Regions from separate parts of the Mus musculus genome. Here region 1 is linked to region 2. Evidence: chromatin loops called from intact Hi-C (ENCODE). Cell type or tissue: heart. All regions are shown on one strand. Each heading gives the region's core, and the rest is flanking DNA. Links, peaks and the distances in the headings are about the cores only.

Region 1 (8,329 bases), core at 127-8,126, 87 kb before region 2:
GGTGACTATTACTGAGGAGTCTCTTAAGATCAGAATTCCTTGTGTCCTCAGTCCTTCCTGACCCCTCCCAGGGCCTCAGGGTCCTGTCCATGGAGACAGGCATCAGCAATCGAAAACCAATACGGAAGCCAGGAGCACCCAGGTGCCAAGAATGGCACCTGCAGCCTTAGGAGCTTAAGCCTGTATACAGCTGGTGTCCAATAGATGTGTGCTGGAGGGAAGGAATGTTCCAGGTGTCTAGGTGCTCCCAGCCAAGGCACGAGTGTCAGCAAACTCACGACAAGTGGACCCTGGAGGGCTAGGGACCCTGTGACCACCCATTTGCTTCTTTGAGGAAATGGGTGCTTTCTCATGGAGAGTGGAGCTTGCTTTTGGTTACACGGACTTCAAGTAAGCCAGGACCTCCACCCCAACTCTATATCACCCCAGAACGAAGAACCCCAAAAGTAACACCAGGCTAAGTTCAGGGGGCTAAAAGTATGTGTTTCTCCAGTTCATTCACTCCATAGCCAGACATTACCCAGAGGCCAGTCAGGTACCCACACACCCACTCTGTGAATGGGAACTCTAGGTCACTGCTTTTCAGGGCCCTTGAAAGTCCCACCAGACATCAATCTGACTATGTCTACATAAGCACCATACTCTAAAGAGCCATAGAACTTCAACTCCAAACCCAACTTCTTCCCACAGCTGTGTGACTGGGTGTCCACCAGTCACTTAATCTCTCTGGGTTTCAGGTTCCTGTTCTGCAGGGAAGGTGGTGATGAGATGAACTAGTACAGATTTAGCAAGCCGCATCTGCGAGGCGTGGGCCCTGCAGGTGAGTGCTGCAGGTGGACCCCAGGCAGGGTCTCCAGACTCACCTGCAGCTTCTAAGGCCCTGCCCTCCCCCTGCCCAGCCTCCAGCACAAGAGCGTGGGAACTTCCTAGTGCTGTGTTTGTCTTGGGCGGCTGGGGAGGGGCTGCACCCTCTGTCAGCTCCAGTGTGCTCCTGCCAGGTCACCCAGCGTGAAAGGGAGGGATTGTTCCCGTGACCTTTGCTTTTCTAGTCAAAGGTTCTAGGGCCTGAGACAGAGCAGGCCCTTCTTCCCAAAGGCCAGGCAGCCATGGCCATCCTCCCCACCCCCAGCCCCCAGCACCAAAGAAGTTACAGGTCACCTGTGCCAATCCTGTCCCTACCTCTAGAGTCAGCAAGTGGCTGGGGCCCCTTCCTTCTCATGGAATACTGGTATTCCATGCCATGTTCAGCTGCCATTAGGCTCCAATCACACTCCTACCTGTACAACCCCCTGGGAAGGTGCCTGGAGGTGGGCCTCTGTTCTCTACCCATTTGGAGACACTGTCAGTTTTTTCTAACTTAGTCTTAATCTCTCTAGTCACGAGGCTGGCAGCCTCTGAACCGTCCAGAAAAAAAAAAAAAAAAAAAAACATTCATGCAAGCAGTCTTGCACAGCCAAGAGTTAAGGGTCATTAAGGTCATGGAGGCTCTGTTTCCGATATTCCAAAAGGTGCCGGTCGCTAATGAATGTTGTTCTTTCCTTCTTGGGCATGAACAAAGCTGGTTCAGCTCACAGCAGAAAGGCTGCAGGTCAGGGTTCCCAGGGTATGGAATGTCAGCCCCAGGCAGCAATGACAGTCACCCAGAAACTAAAAATAGCCCAAAGTTGCTGCAGAAAGGGAGGTGAGGCACGGCCACCACTCACGCCTAGCCCCTTTCGGCTTTTGTTTTCCTGTTCAAGGACAAAAGAAAATGAACTCAAGAAGGTCAGACCAGAAGAGTAACACCAAGGTGAAGGCCACGGCAGGCTCCCCTCGTCCACCTTAGGATCTAATCTGACCACCCAGAAGTCCCACTGTTGGTAGCATTTGGTGTCTGGCCTCTGTGCTAAGTGAGCTCCTATTCATTCTCACTGATTTCCAGAGGCTGGCCATGCAGCACGACAGAGCTGACTTGTCCGGCTGGCACCCACAGGCTACATGGAGATTCAAGCACTTGAAATGGAGCTTGGGGCCCGAAAAGGCTGCTCAGTAGGTAAAATGTGCTCCAGGCAACCAATGAGAACTTGAATCCCTAGCACCCACATAAACTGTGAGGTGCCTCCTGGGTCACTGGTGGTGCACACCTTTAATCCCAGCACTTGGGAGGCAGAGGCAGGTGAATCTCTGTGAGTTCCAGGACAGCTAGGGCTACATAAAGAGAAACCCTGTCTTAAGAAAAATAATGCTGGGTGCAGCAGCAGCATACATCAGTAATTCCAGGGCTAGGGGAGTTGAGGCAGGAGGATCCCTGGAGTTGGATAGCCAGCCAGTCTAGTCTACTGATAAACTCCAGGTTCAGAAAGACCATGCCTCAAAATAGATGGAGAGAGGTGGAAGAAGACATGTAAATTGACCTGTGACTCCACATGTGTATGTCTGCCTGTGTATGTATGTATACACACACACACACACACACACACACACACACACACACACACACACACACACACACACACACAAGGGGCTAGAGATTGTTGTCTATAACTGAATGTCTTTAAACCCTAAGGAAAGAGAATGGTAGTTGATTAGTAATGTCTTTCAGGGTTAGAGGATAGGAAAGTGAGGCCTGAATGTGGTGTTACTGAAAGACTAGGGGGATCCATTCAGATCTAATGGTTCTGGGGCCTGCAGCATATTAGCATTCAGGAGGAAAAGTATCAGTGAGGTTCAGTGTCATGGTCATGTCCTTCAGTCTCCTGGACTTTACTCAACAGCCAGAGAAAGCCTTCCGCAATGTGATGCCAGCCATTCTCTGGCAGAAACGCTGAACCTATTTCCCACCATGGCCGGTAAGAGACCCTTTCCCAGGCCATGCCTTTCTGGTTTCCCTGCTGTCTTTGTGTCCAAGTCCACACCAGCACAGACCCCAGCAAGGTTGGATGACTTCCTTTGTTCCACAGTGCAGAAAGCCAACGCCGATGGCCATTCCTCAGCCATCTTGGCACTTCCCCACATGACTCCAGGAACTCCTGTGTACATTTTCTCATTATAGCCCACATGGAAAAGCAGGTACTGTGATTGGCCCATTTTCCACATGAAGACACTAAAGTTCAAAGAGGGGCAAGGTTTGTCAAAGGATAGAAGAAGGAAATAGCAAGATGGGTAGGCATTATGCCCAGACTTTGCTCTCTCTAGCACAGTGACTTTACTGAAAGCAGGGCTATGTCTCAGGACAGCAAGCTCAGGACCTTTCCCAGTACTGCTTCAGTAAAGACTAGATGATTGACAGATGGGAGGGTGGGCATAACGATGAACAGGTAGTTGTGGATGGGTGGATGAGTACACAGAAGAATGAGTGGGTGGGTGGGTGGGTGGGTAAGTAGGTACATGAATGGGTGGGTGGGTAGGTACATGGGTGAGTGGGTGGGCAGGTGGGTAGATGGGTGGGTGATTGGGTAGGTGGGTGGGTGGATAGAAGGATGAGTGAACAAGTAGAGGTATGGGTGAATGAGTAGGGAAAGAACTGATGAATGAATGGGTGGTGGACAGTGTATGAATGGATGAAAGGGTGTGTGCATGCATGAATGAACAAGCAAGGAAACACGGTAAGAAGTGAGGCAGAAGGCCGTGGATAGGGAAGTGGGTGAGATAACCATCCACCTGTCTCATAACCATTTTCCAAGCATATCAGAAAATCAGGTCATGCAAAAAAATATTCTTTGAGGTTTTTGTTTTCAAAGAGATAAAGCCTTTGGCAAACCATTTCAAGGAAGCCCGGGGCAGTGGGAGGGCTGGCTTCCTCCCTCCCTCCCCTCCTCCTCTTCTGCTGGGTCGATGCACAGCTCCTCCCTGAGGCAGATTTCCCATGGGAAGGCAGAGCAAGTTCTGAATGGGACTCTCTCAGGCCAAAGAGTAAACACCCTGCTCATAGCCCGTGGCTGGTTCCTAAACTGCTCAGCACATAACAGAAGCCAGCTTACCTGGGAGAGGCAGGAGGAGCAAGGGGTTGGGGACCACTTCAGCAGACACTGAGAGAAGCAAAGGGAGGCAGCGGGGTTGGGGGAAGTAGGGGGAGGCTGATATGCCCAGGACAGGAGCAGCTGCCTCTAGGGTGGGAGGACATAATGTATCCTTGCTGAGGGTCTTCTCCCAGTCCTAGAGGCCTCTGCAAAGTCCTCCTCCCCTTCTCTGTGAGCCTTGGTTGAACCTGTGTGATGTATACAGAGTGTTTCTACTATTCATGATAAAATAAAAAAGACATCCAGAGAGGGGCAGCAATAGGTCCATCACCTGTGGTCATTGTCAGAACTGGGATAGGATTTTGGGCTGGCTCCAGAGTGCAGGGGGTGGGCAGACAGCACGCGCCACTCTCCCTCCCTTTCCCACACTCCCCCTCCACATCCTTCCTCTATCCTTCCTTTGCCCCTCCCACTTAGCTTTCTTCCTCCTTCCTTTCTTCCTCCTCCCTTGCCTCTCTCTTCTCTCCCCTCCCTCCCTTCCATTTTATTTATCTTGTTGTTCACACACTACACACCCTTCTAGTACCCCATGGATATCAGGAAAGAGACCAAACAGGGGTGAACCCCAGTTGTCATGGTCCTTACAAGGTGGGTAAGACAAGGACCTGTCCTACTGCCCTGTCCTATGGAGTAAAGACCCCAAGTGTGGAACCATTGTTCAGAACTTGGGGTTTGGGTACTTCCTGGCCTGAATTTGGGCTCTGAATCTCCTATACTCCATTGAGCCTCTGGGGTCATGGAGGGCATCATAACTTGGCGCTGGCTTTGCTGGGCACATAGATACCCCACAGAAAGCTAAGGGACACTTGCAGTTGCTGAGGAGGGGAACAAACCCAGAGCCATCAGACTCAGAGGTCCTGGGGACCTGGGAAAGGTCAGAGCAGAGCATTCAGTGCTGGACACCTACAGCAGCAGTTACAGACTTCTCTGTGTGACCTGGGACAGGCACCGCCTGTAAAGCGTGGGCGGGACAGGAGAGACAGTTTGTTGGTGCCACTTGGAGTTGCTTACAAGCTGTCCACACAGTGGCCACTCACAGCGGCCACTCACGGCTGCATGAGACTGTGTCCTTCCTGAGGGGCCACCTGCTGACAGGCAACAGGCAGAAATTGTACCTGGCTTCCTGGCTACCAGAGGCTTCCGGACTTGCACGTCCAACCAGATGTCACCTCGGAGGTGAGGTGTTGGGCTCAAGTCCTGTCATGACTCCTTCTCCTGGAACAAGGCTGCCAAGAGCCACACCACTATTACATAAGCCACTTACCTGTCACCGCTGGCCACCCCGGGGTTGCCATGTAAATAGAGCCCTGTATTTGCCCACTGTGGGAAAGGGGCGGCAGCTGATGGGCGGGGAGAGATGAGCTCAGAGGCCTCAAGATCTGGTTTCTCTTCCCCTGGAAGGGCACACACATCCTGTACCAACTGGTGGATGGAGTGCCCCAGGGGGTAGAGGGTAGCTATGTCCTGGCAGCCTGGGCCTGGCCTAGGGGTGCAGCTCAGCTGCACTTGCCAACCCTGGCTACAGCACAGATTTCTTACAGGCCATGGAAGGCTGTCTGGAGCAGGATCTATTGGCCACTGAGGCTGCCCTACTGTTGGGGCACCAGAGGGATGTGTGGTCTCTTGCAAAGCCAAGAGTCACAGCTAGAGGGCAAGTGGACAAGCCCTGACTCAGGCCTCCTTGCAACAGTCCATCCCTTAGGGCATCATGTTCATTAAGAACCCATCTCTAGGGGCTGGTGAGATGGCTCAGCAAGTAAGAGCACCCGACTGCTCTTCTGAAGGTCCTGAGTTCAAATCCCAGCAACCACATGGTGGCTCACAACCATCCCTAACGAGATCTGACTCCCTCTTCTGGTGTGTCTGAAGACAGCTACAGTGTACTTACATATAATAAATTAAAAAAAAAAAAAAAGAACCCATCTCTGGGGCTAGAGAGATGGCTCAATGGTTAGGAACACAGGCTGATCTTCCAGAGGTCCTGAGTTCGATTCCCAGCACCCAAATGGTGACTCACAGTTATCCTGACTCCAGTTCCGGGGGAGTTGATGCCCTCTTCTGGACTCTATAAGTGTTATGTATCCATGTGGTCAACATATGGACATGTAAGCAAAATATTCATACATGTAAAATAAATCTTTTTTTTTAAGAACCAGGTCATTCTACCTTTGGTGGTTATTTCCAATAGCCAGGTTTCCCTTTTATCACCCAGTGTCTCCATCTCCAAAATGAGGTGGCAAACACAACCCAAACAACATCACTCAGCTCCATGCCCAATAAGCAGTTTCTAGTAAAGGGCCCTTCCCACAGATACCCGGATGTGTGCTTGAGTGTGCATGCGGGTGGATGGACAGATGGAACAATTGAGAGAAGGATGTGGGGCTCCTGCTGAGCTTGGAAACCTGCTCAGCGTGTGTGCCTCTTAGCGTGGGCGCCTGCTCAGCATGGGCTCCTGCTAGGCACTGGCATCTGCTTAGCATGGGCAGTGTCATCATTGCTTCAAAGAGCAGGTTCTAGATCCTTCAGGACATTACTAGAATGAGAGAAGTGAGATTGGTTCCAGGATAAAAATCTTTGATAGAACCCCTATGATAACCATCTAAGGGCAGAGAACAAACGACGTTCTTTAAACTAAGATGAGCCCCTGGGCCCTTCATCTGGAACATATTATGGGATTGGAATTCCCTGGAACCTTCTTTGAGAAACCCAGCCCATCTCCGGAACTCTGAAGTGCCCTTTGCCTATTCTACAACCCAGTCCATCACAAAGATGAGAACAGAGAGGAGTGCACCAAGGAGCAGCTTTGGTTCCCAACTCAGTGATGGATGGATGGAGGGCCCCCTCACTGCCTGTTCCTGCTTCCCAGAGCCCATGTGGTACCAAAGCCCACAATGCCATTTTTTAAGACTTGTAGAGATCAAATAGTACCTGTCCTACCCTGGAGTCAGCCTAAGGCTTACTCCCTGGGCAGAAAGCTTGCCCTATGGTGGTGTTCTGGTAGGAATACTGAATTCTTTGCTTCTAGACCTCTGCTCTCCCTCCTCTATACCAGTCCTGCAGCAAGACCCCAAGAACCCCAGAGGCCTGTACTCCCAGGTGGAGCACACTCAAGAGCCTCAATGTGACTGAATAGACTATAACAAGCCTGCCCAGGGGGCGGGGTATACCTCCTCCCACCCTGCCTCCTGATCTTCACTCACAAGAATCTTTCAGTCTGTTCCCAAAGCTCCCTGGATCATCCTAAAAACCTCTTCTATTGACTCGTGCTGCCTCTCCCTCTCTTTCCCCTCTGCTCAGTGTTTTCTTCATCCTCAGCCCAACTGAGGCCTCTGGGTTGGGGCCAGCTCCTACCAATCCCTGACTCTCCTCTCACTATGCCCCTACCCAACTCTCTCTGCGTGCTCTGGGCTCCCTAGGCTGGGCAACCTTGATCTGACTGCCCACTGGGGCACACATATTCCTATCCTCCTGTCTGATTTAGCCAGCTTAGGCTGAGCACCATCCTCACCCCATGCTACACACACACAAAGTCACTGTGGTAGTCAGGGTAGGAGGCTTAGAAAGAGTATACAGGGAGGAAGTAACAGGCTTCTATTAGCAGGCTATGATGAACCAAGGTGGCAGACAGCAGACACAGAGATACTGCTGAGCAGAGTCTGAGCTATTAACAAGTTGTGGACAGGGCAACTTCCCGTCTTAGGATACAATGGTCCCTCCATTGGCTTATCCTAAGATGGAACTAAAAATATTCAAGAGAAAAACATGCATCCAAGGTCTGCCTCAGTAGGCACAAGTGTTTGCTCTGTATGAATGGGGACCTGAGTTGAAATCACTAGTACTCACAGAAAGCTCAGGCACAGCTGTAACCCCAGCATTGAATGAGCAGGGGTAAGGAATGAAGCATCCTACATCCCAACACCAAGAGAAGTCCAGGTTCAAGGCAAAAATTGCTGCTTCTGTAAGTGAATGGGCTAATAAATGTGTACAAAGCTGGAAGTGCAAGCCAGCCTTTCTCAGGCACTGAGCACATGCATCAAACTCTCAGACCCCAGAAATACTCAGGTACTGTGAGTTGATTAAAGGGAAGGTGTGAGAAGGCTAACACATCAAACCTGGGGTTTGGAGTTCAATCCCCAGATTCAGATTCCTTTAAAGATGGCAGGGCAGAATCAGCCCCACAGAGTTGGCCTCTGACCTCTACACGTGCACCATGGTACCTGTTAAGTCTCAAACCTTAAGTGGCAGCCAGGTTGTCCCAGCATCCCTCAGCCCCAGAGGATACAGGGCCCTCCTGGCTGGCATACCCTATCTCTTACCCTGAACTTGCCAGC
Region 2 (8,329 bases), core at 254-8,253:
CATCCACACTGTCCGTGGTAGGTGACAACACTCACTTACTGAAAACAGAGGTCACTCTGACGACTGACCATGGAAGCTGAGATAGAATCACACCAGGAAGCTGCTCTTGCCTCTCCCTGTGGTGACACTGCCTCTGGGACATGGGTCTCTCTGTCTCAGTTCTCCTCACTGGTGCCATCTGAGCCCCAAAACCACTCAGCCTGTCTCTGCCTAAGGCTAAGACCAACAGCACACCCTGCTATTCTAAATGTTTGACTCCAAACTCCTGGGTCAGGCCAGAAAAGCCAGCAGCCTCCAGACAGTCCCCTGCTCAGGTGCCAGGCCTGGCTCATCAGCTGAGGGCTGGGGCCTCAGTGGGTCTGCAGGGGCTGAGAAAGAGTCAGGAGAAGATACAAGCTGTCCCACCCCAGCCTATGTTCACACACACTTGCACATACCCATCTTCATTTACGTACATGTATACACACATGCAACCATATTCACACACATGCAGAACATGAAGACCTCACATGTGCATATGACCTAGCTAGCCTGACTGTCACACACTCCATTAGGAGTCAATAAAGAAGGCTCAAAATGGACACTGTTCTCAAAATAAGCATGTTAGCCTCATGTGCTTGCCTGAACACATAGCCTCCAAGACAGGGCACCTCAATGCCATATATTGAGGCTAGGAGATGGCTCAGTGGATAAAATGTTTGCTGTGCCAAACAAGGACCTGAAGTTCATCCCCAGTACCCATGTGAAAGTCAGGCACAGTGGCATATAACCACAACCCCAGGGATGGCTGGATACAGACAGAAAGATCCGTAGCATTCACTGAATCAGAGAACTCCAGGCCAGTGAAAGACCCTGTCTCAAAAAATGAGGTGGAGCCAGGAGTCATAGTGTGCACCTTCAATCCCAGCACTTGTGAGGCAGAGGCAGATGAATCTCTGTGAGTTCAAGGCCTGCCTGGTCTCTATAGTTAGCTGTAGCTACACAAAGTGGGACCCTGTCTCAAACAAAAGAAAATATTTAAAAAATAATAACCAAGTGAAGAGTGATTGAGGAAGATGCTCAAGTCAACCTTTGTCTACCACCTGCATACATACAGCACATATACATAGGCATATACACATATGCACACACAGCACATAGGCACAGGCATGCACACATAACACAGCCCACAGACACACTGCATGTACAGTCTATACAGACACATGCACACAAAGCATACACATGTGAATACAGGCTGTGCACACACATATACACACATGTGTACACACAAAGCCCATATTCTCAGTTCTCAGAACGCAGTCAGAAGCAGGAAATGGTCCCTGTGGTGGAGGTCCCTGGAGCCTCTGAGGTCTGTACCTCCTGTACCCCCCAGGGCTAGCTGGGGGAGCTGGAGGTCAGTGCTGGGTGGGCAAGATCCCCATCACCAGGTGTCTCTTTGGAAGATGTGCTGTCTGGGTACTAGAGAAGCAGAGATGCAGGGGTCTGAGCAAGCAGGTAGTGGGACAATGGGGAAAAGCTCTATCCCTCTGAGCCCTCACCTGTGGTAGCCACCCTGCTTTCTAGCCAGCCTCTCCCAGAACAGGCTTCTGATAGCTGGCACTTCTAGAGTTATCCAAAAGCCAAAGGTTTCCAGCTCTGATCCCCTCCTCTCCCTCTAGAACAGAAGCCTGTATGCAGGCTAGTCATAGGGACAGTCCTTGGTCACCACTAAGACCCAGCCACACCAGGTCCTGTCTCTAATGGGCCATTCTCTTCTTAACTAGCCACTTGGTGAGGTGATTTTTGTATTGGGTTTTGTTTGAAACAAGGTCTAATATAGCCCCGGCCAGCTTCAAACTATGTAGCTGAAGATGGCCTTGAATTCCTGACCCTTCTAACTCTACTTCCTGAATATTGGGATTGCAGGCGGGAACCACCATTCCAGTTTATGCTGTTCTAGAGTCTGAACCCTAGGTCTTTGTGAATGCTATGCAGGCACTCCACAAACTGAGTTCTGTCTTGAGCCCATAGTGGGCCTGATTTCAGTTGAGCAGGTCTCCAAGTCTCTGGGTCCAGCTCCAGGGTATCTCACTACTTAGTCCCTTGCTCTAGATCCAACCAATCAACAGCAGTGCAGAGAGCGCGAAACATCAAATCTGAATGCCGGTAGACTCGTGCCTGGTGCTGCCAGGTGGGGAACTCCAAATTCATGTATTTGCACTCTAGATATTTATTGAACAGCCACAGTGTACCGTCCACCACACACAAGAATTCTTAAGCATCCTAAGTGCTCCTGGAGGTATGACACATGCACCCAGCACTTTGAGCAGCCTTATTAGATTAGATATTGTCGATGGTCACTCTCTGAGGCTCCCTTTTATCCTCTTCTGGGAACATGAGAAAGGAGACAGGAAAGGTGATGAACCTTTGATGGGAAGGTGTCAAGCAGGCAGGAGGGCCAGGGAGCCTCAGCCGTACACTGAAACAAAGCCCTTCTCTCTGAAGCTCCTTGTATCAGGCATTTTGTCTGAAAAAAATGTGACCAATACCAGAATGAATGAGACAGAAACCACAGCCACAGCCACACAGACGGGGCATGAATGTCTATGATGCCATGCTCACAGCTACTCATCTGGACACAACGAGAAGATAAGAAATCAAGTTCCGGTCTATTCCTATTCTGACAGCCTGGCACCAGCCATGGGGCTCATGTGATATTGAGCAATAGGCAAGCCACAGGCACCCAGGCTGCAGGCATAGCCAGCCAACAATTGGTGGACAGTGACAAGAGCCAAGCACAAGGATACTGCCGCAGATAGTGATAGAATGTTATAGAACAGGTAAAGCCACAGGGACAGAACACAGGCCATGCTGTGGGGGCAGAGTTTGGAAGCAAAGAGGCAGAGTGAAGGGGCTCTGGCAACAAGCTGCCCTGGGTTAATAGCAGCTGAGCCACTGAAATCTGTATAAAATAGCATCAAACGGAGAAAACAAATCCTAAATGTCACCTTTCCTTTATGATAACTATTGCTTGGAATTTCTATACCCCAAAGCCACACCCTTGCACTGACTTGAGGATAGGGGTCAGAAAGAGCCCTGTCCAGTCTTTGAACTTGGGCTAAGTGGTGAGCTGTAGCCTCAAGGTCATGTCCCTGGCCAGTCTTGCCCTTGCTGCTATGGAAGAGGAAGTTGAGGCCCAGAAAATCCTGTCACCCAGTGTCACCTAGCAAGTCTGAGGTGTCAAGATGTCCAGCCTGGACTATTTCTGTATCTCCTCCCAAGCTCCTAAGGTTGTCTCCAGGGACACTTCCCCTTTCGCCTGTGTTTAGGACAAAAAGAAAAATTGGGGACTTTGCTCACAGAGAGGGACGGAAAGGCCAGAGCTCTTACTGACCTGTCCTCAGAATGTTCCCAGACTCCTCTAGGCTATGGTCACCAAGAAAACCTAAACCTGCCCACAAAGTCAAACGCCTCTCCTAGGGATCCCTCCAGGCCCACTGGTGAGGAACAGGCTGGGGCTCCACAGTTCTCTGTGGGGAACTCGAAGCAGGGAAAGCCAGAGAGAGAGGCCTGGGGTCTGCAGGGGCCCCAAAGAGGGGTGCTGCTCCCCCACTGGAGAAGCCCAAGTACTTGCAAGAAGGACTGCAGATGACACTTAGGGGGTCATGGAGTACCTCCACTCCTGCTGAAGAGCCCTCATACTCCACACTGATTCTGCCTGACAGATCTGCCATACAGAAAAACAAGAGCTCAGAGCTTTCTGGAAATGTGGACTGTCCTAGGGACCACAGGCCCCATCTAGAGGCAGAAATGTGGGGCTCCAGCAGGGAGGAAAGCAGCTCCCTTCCCCAGCAACTCCACCCACCCACTACCCCACCCACCCACTAACCTCCCTGCTGTTGGGCCTTAGTTTCCTCCTCCTGAATGGAGGGTCACCATCATGTCTGTACCCACCCTTTGCTGGTGGCTGTGTGTGGACGACACACAGGAAGCTCTAGGAGAAATGCCTGGGTGCCTTCCTCAGCAGGGTTGCATGTGTTCCTGGAAACATGTGGCAGCCCCCACCTGTGTGGCCCTAGGATGGCAAGACAAGTGATCTATGCAGAGACCCTGTGACCCATAGAAATGTCCCTGCTTGGGAACCTTTCCAGCCACACACATCTACACGGGACAGCCCCGAGCCCTGATGGTTGCTGGCTCCCCACAGTGGCCTGTCAGAAGCAACAAAGACAGACAGACCTGCAGGGAAAGACCTCTGGGTGTCAGAGTAGGAACAGCCCCCCTGGCAGTCTGCTTAGGACGACTGAAGTGCTGAGCAGACCCTGAGGACAAAAACCAAAAGAGGTGGACCTTCAAATGAAGGAGTCCTGGAGGGTGACAGCCACTCAGACCCACCACACTGGTGCAGGGAGGGCTCAGCTCTTTTGAGACATCAATAGAAAACTACAGAAGACACGAACAGCCAGGGGGGTTGTTTTTTGTTTTCTTTTACAATGTCCCTGCCCCCTCTCTGGGGCTGGTGCTATGATGCTACAGTCAGCAAGGGCTGATGGAGATAGCTATATGGAGACAGAGATAATGGGTGACAGGCAGAGACAAGGAACTCTAAGTCCCTGACCATTCCCTCCCCAAAGCCCTGCTCGGAGCTACATTCTAAGGGACACAGGAACAAGGGGCATTTCTCCCCCAGATCCTCATGGCAGTCTCTAAAGCAGAAACCAGAGTTGACATATCTAACAGATATGGAAGAGGCTGACAAAGGTGTGACTCCTCTAGATCACTTGGCCAGGAGACAGTAGAGCAGGAGCAAAAACCGAGAATATTTGTTTTGGTTTTTTGTTTGCTTACACTGGGTCTTGCTCTGAAGCCCAGGCTAGCCCAAGCTCACTCTGTAGCCCATGACAACCCTCCTACATCAATGACCAAGTGCTGAGAATATAGACAAGAGCTTCTTCTATAGAGCTCCCATCAGAACTGAGGCTCTGACTCAGGCTTACCTCTCGCCCACACCCTCTCAACACATGCATACCGCTGAGGTCCTTTGACTGAGGACAGAACCCCTTCATGTCACTGCCTGGCACGGGGCTGACAACAGGGTGAGGTAAGTTTCACCCACCTCCTAGACAGACCGTCCTGAGAAACATGTTTTTAATCCCATACACATAAGGAAGAGGCATACATATCTCTGAATTAGAGGCCAGCCTGGCCTATACATAGCAAGTTTCAGGACATCCACAACCCAGTCAAAAACAAACAAACAATAATAAATGTTGAGCACCACAGCCATCTTAGACAAGTGTCAAGCTATCTGTCCACTTTGGCTGACACCACAGGACAGCACCTCAACCCAAGTGTCTTGAACCTTGTGGGCCAGAAGTCCAACCTCAAGGTGTGAACTGGGCCGTTCTCTCAGAAGGCTCTGGAGACTGCCCTTCCTGCCTGCTCCAGGGTCTGAGAGCTCTAGGATTTCTTGGTCACATCACTATGACATCAAGGGTTTTTTTCCCCACAGTTTCGTGTTTCTGACTGTGGCATTCTTCTAAGGGACAGAGCCATTGGATCATGGCCCACCCTACTGCATGGTGTCCTCTCTGTGACTAATTACATCAACCAGGTCATTTTTTCCAAGTATATGGAGTTTGGGAGTGGGTGTGAATTTTACAGGGACATCACTGAATCCTGTGTAAATGTGTGAATGGGTCTGCAGACTAGCAGCCTTGTATTAGTATACAGTAATGATACACGATGGCCCTCTTTGTGACGTTTTCATATTCTCGTGTGTGTGTGTGTGTGTGTGTGTGTGTGTGTGTTCATAACTAGTTCCTTTCTACTTTTGTCTCTGTGTGTATGACCCAAAGAGCCCGTTAAGGTTGCTTATGGGAGCACAAATGGGGTTGTTTGAAAAAGCCTGGACCGCCTTGCCAGAAGCCAAACCATTGAAGAAAACGTCCCTCACCCTATCAACACCCCCACGGATGGGTGCAGCCTCAGGGCACCACACTTTTGAGACATGATTGTAATCTTCTGATCCTCCTGCCTCCACTTTCCCAGTGCTAGAGTGGCAGATATGCACCCTCATGCCCAGCCCATGCAGTCTGGGGACAGAACCCCAGGGTTTTGTGCATGAGGCACAAGCACTCTCCAACCTAGCTACATATTTTAAGATCTTCTGATTTAAAAAAAGAAAAAAGAAAAAAGAAAACACTATCATGTCCCCCTAAATGATCCCAGGTGCTGTGTGCACTAGAAATGCCACCGAGTGTGTGCCTGGCATCATCTCCAGGCACCCAGAAGGTACTGACCCTACCCTCTGTGCCCAGAGCCACCGTCTCAGACCCAGGAGGGCTGGCAGCTGTGCTTTCTGTTGTCTGTGATTATTTTCTTCTCCCTTAACCCTGAGCCCAGCGGGTAATACCCTTGGCTGTAATCTGTCCCGTCTCTGGGCACCTTCCCACAGGCCGCCCTGCACAAACAGACTGGCTCCAGCCACCATCCGCCTGATTCCAGAATCCCAATATGAAGGTTTGGCTGTGGACACCCCTGGCATTTTTCACATAGCCATCCAGTTACCAGGCACCTTGACACGTGGGCCTGGTTCCACCACCACTTGGCAGGACCACAGGACTGTTGGAGCGATGGATGCTGCCCCTCAGCACGCCCCACCCACCTTGCTGCTGGCGGCCAGACTTGTTGTGCCAACCCCAGGACCACAGGCAGCTGGCACCCAGCAAATGCCAGGCCCACAGGCTAAGACCCAGAGTGAGCTCGTCCCAACATCCCAATGACCAGGGCAGGCTTCCTGCTTCGCCTCTAAGAAACTACACAGACCTCTCTGTGTCTCCTCCCCTGCTCCTCTCCAGGGCCTCACAAAGGGCAGTTCAGTGTGGTTCTCCCACGCACCCCTTGTTACCTCCCTCAGCCTCACAGCAAAGAAGTCACTTCAAGACCAGATGCAGAGCTGGAGGAGTGGCCCAATAGGTATAGTGGTTAGGACACGCACAGTCTGATCCCCCATGTCCCCCCAAAACAGGTGTGGTGACCCATGCCTGGGATTCCAGTACTGGGTTGAGTGGAGGCAGGAGGATCTGAAGTTCAAGGTCATCCTCAGCTCATGTCAGGTTCGAGGCTAGCCTGAGCTACATACAAATGATGATGGTGGTGGTGATGATGGCTAGAGAGTGAATTCATTGGTTAAGGGTACAGATTGCAATTCTAGAAGACCCAAGTTTGTTGGGTTTTGTTTGTTTGGTTTGGTTTGGTTTGGTTTGGTTTGGTTTGGTTTGGTTTGGTTTGGTTTGGTTTGGTTTGGTTGGTTTGGTTGTTTTTCAAGACAGGGTTTCTCTGTGTAGCCCTGGCTGTCTTGGAACTCACTCTGTAGACCAGGTTGGCCTTGAACCCAGAGATTCCCCTGCCTCTGCCTCCCAAGTGCTAGAATTAAAGGAGTGTGCCACAACTGCCTGTCCTGAAGCTGTTAAATACAACTTCAGCACCATGATCAATATGCAGAGTTCAACAGGCAGAGTCTTTTTATGACAATCTGATGGTGATGAATTGGAATGCACAATTCAGGGTCTGAGTGTCAGTCACATGCAGACATAGTTAATGTCCACTTTACCTCCTTCCTCTGGCCTCTTTAAGGGGCCAACTCAAAACTTCAGCATCCTCTTAAGTAGTTTACCTTTAAGATTTCTTTTTAATTAGTTAGTTGGTTGTTAATTAGTTTTGTTTTGAGACAGGCAGGGTCTCTATGTATCCCTGGGCTGACATCTCCTTATGCAGATCAGGCTGGCCTCTAACTCACAGAGATCTATGTGACTCTACCCAATGGATGCTGGGATTAAAGGCTTGGGCCTCCAACACTTGACTTTTTTTTTCCTTTAAATTATCTACATGTGTCTGTGTGAAGTTGTGCACATGAGTGCAGGTGTTTGCAGAGGCCAGAAGAGGGCAGTAGATCTACTGGAGTTGGAGTTCCGCTGTGAGCCACCAGATATGCAGGGAACTGAACTCTGGTCCTGTGCAAGAGTGGCCGTGCAATACAGTCTCTTAACCACCGCTGAGCCACTCTTCAGCCCCCGGTGTCTATATGATGTTTCTATGGGATAGATCTGCTCAAGAGCAATGAAGGCCCTCTTGGAGGGTGCAGGCAACCTAAAGGCCTAGGCTGCTAGAGCCAGTCCAGTGCCTTCTGTTACCTACACTGGTTTGTCCCTTCCCAGAATTCCTGCAAGAGTCACCACACTAAGATGATCACATTGAGTCACAGCAAGGCTCTCACAGGGCACTGACCCAGGTTCAGTGTCTGCCAGATGTGCTGACTGACCCCCCCCAAAAACTGTAGATGGCATGG

What was found. Hi-C counts contacts between places; a loop is a spot of excess contacts. Peaks named below come from ENCODE experiments on the same cell type or tissue, not always from the same donor. Only the 100,000 strongest peaks of a DNase experiment are listed, where the experiment ranks them.
Region 1: a loop joins it to region 2, with 1.9 times the contacts of the local background. A loop is called at or near these places in 2 of 42 quality-filtered maps.

Annotation. Positions count from the first base shown.
Region 1 is chr7:145,126,327-145,134,655 of GRCm38, forward strand. No RefSeq gene overlaps it. Among named protein-coding and RNA genes, the nearest start is that of Gm45181, 36 kb to the right of the region's middle. In heart, for the core only: a CTCF peak has its summit at 5,629; DNase peaks (open chromatin) are centred at 3,865 and 5,325; H3K27ac peaks cover 3,861 bases.
Region 2 is chr7:145,213,022-145,221,350 of GRCm38, forward strand. It overlaps a transcript of Tpcn2 not described here. Among named protein-coding and RNA genes, the nearest start is that of Smim38, 9.1 kb to the left of the region's middle. In heart, for the core only: CTCF peaks have their summits at 3,777 and 7,925 (motif pointing right); a DNase peak (open chromatin) is centred at 2,690; H3K27ac peaks cover 5,134 bases.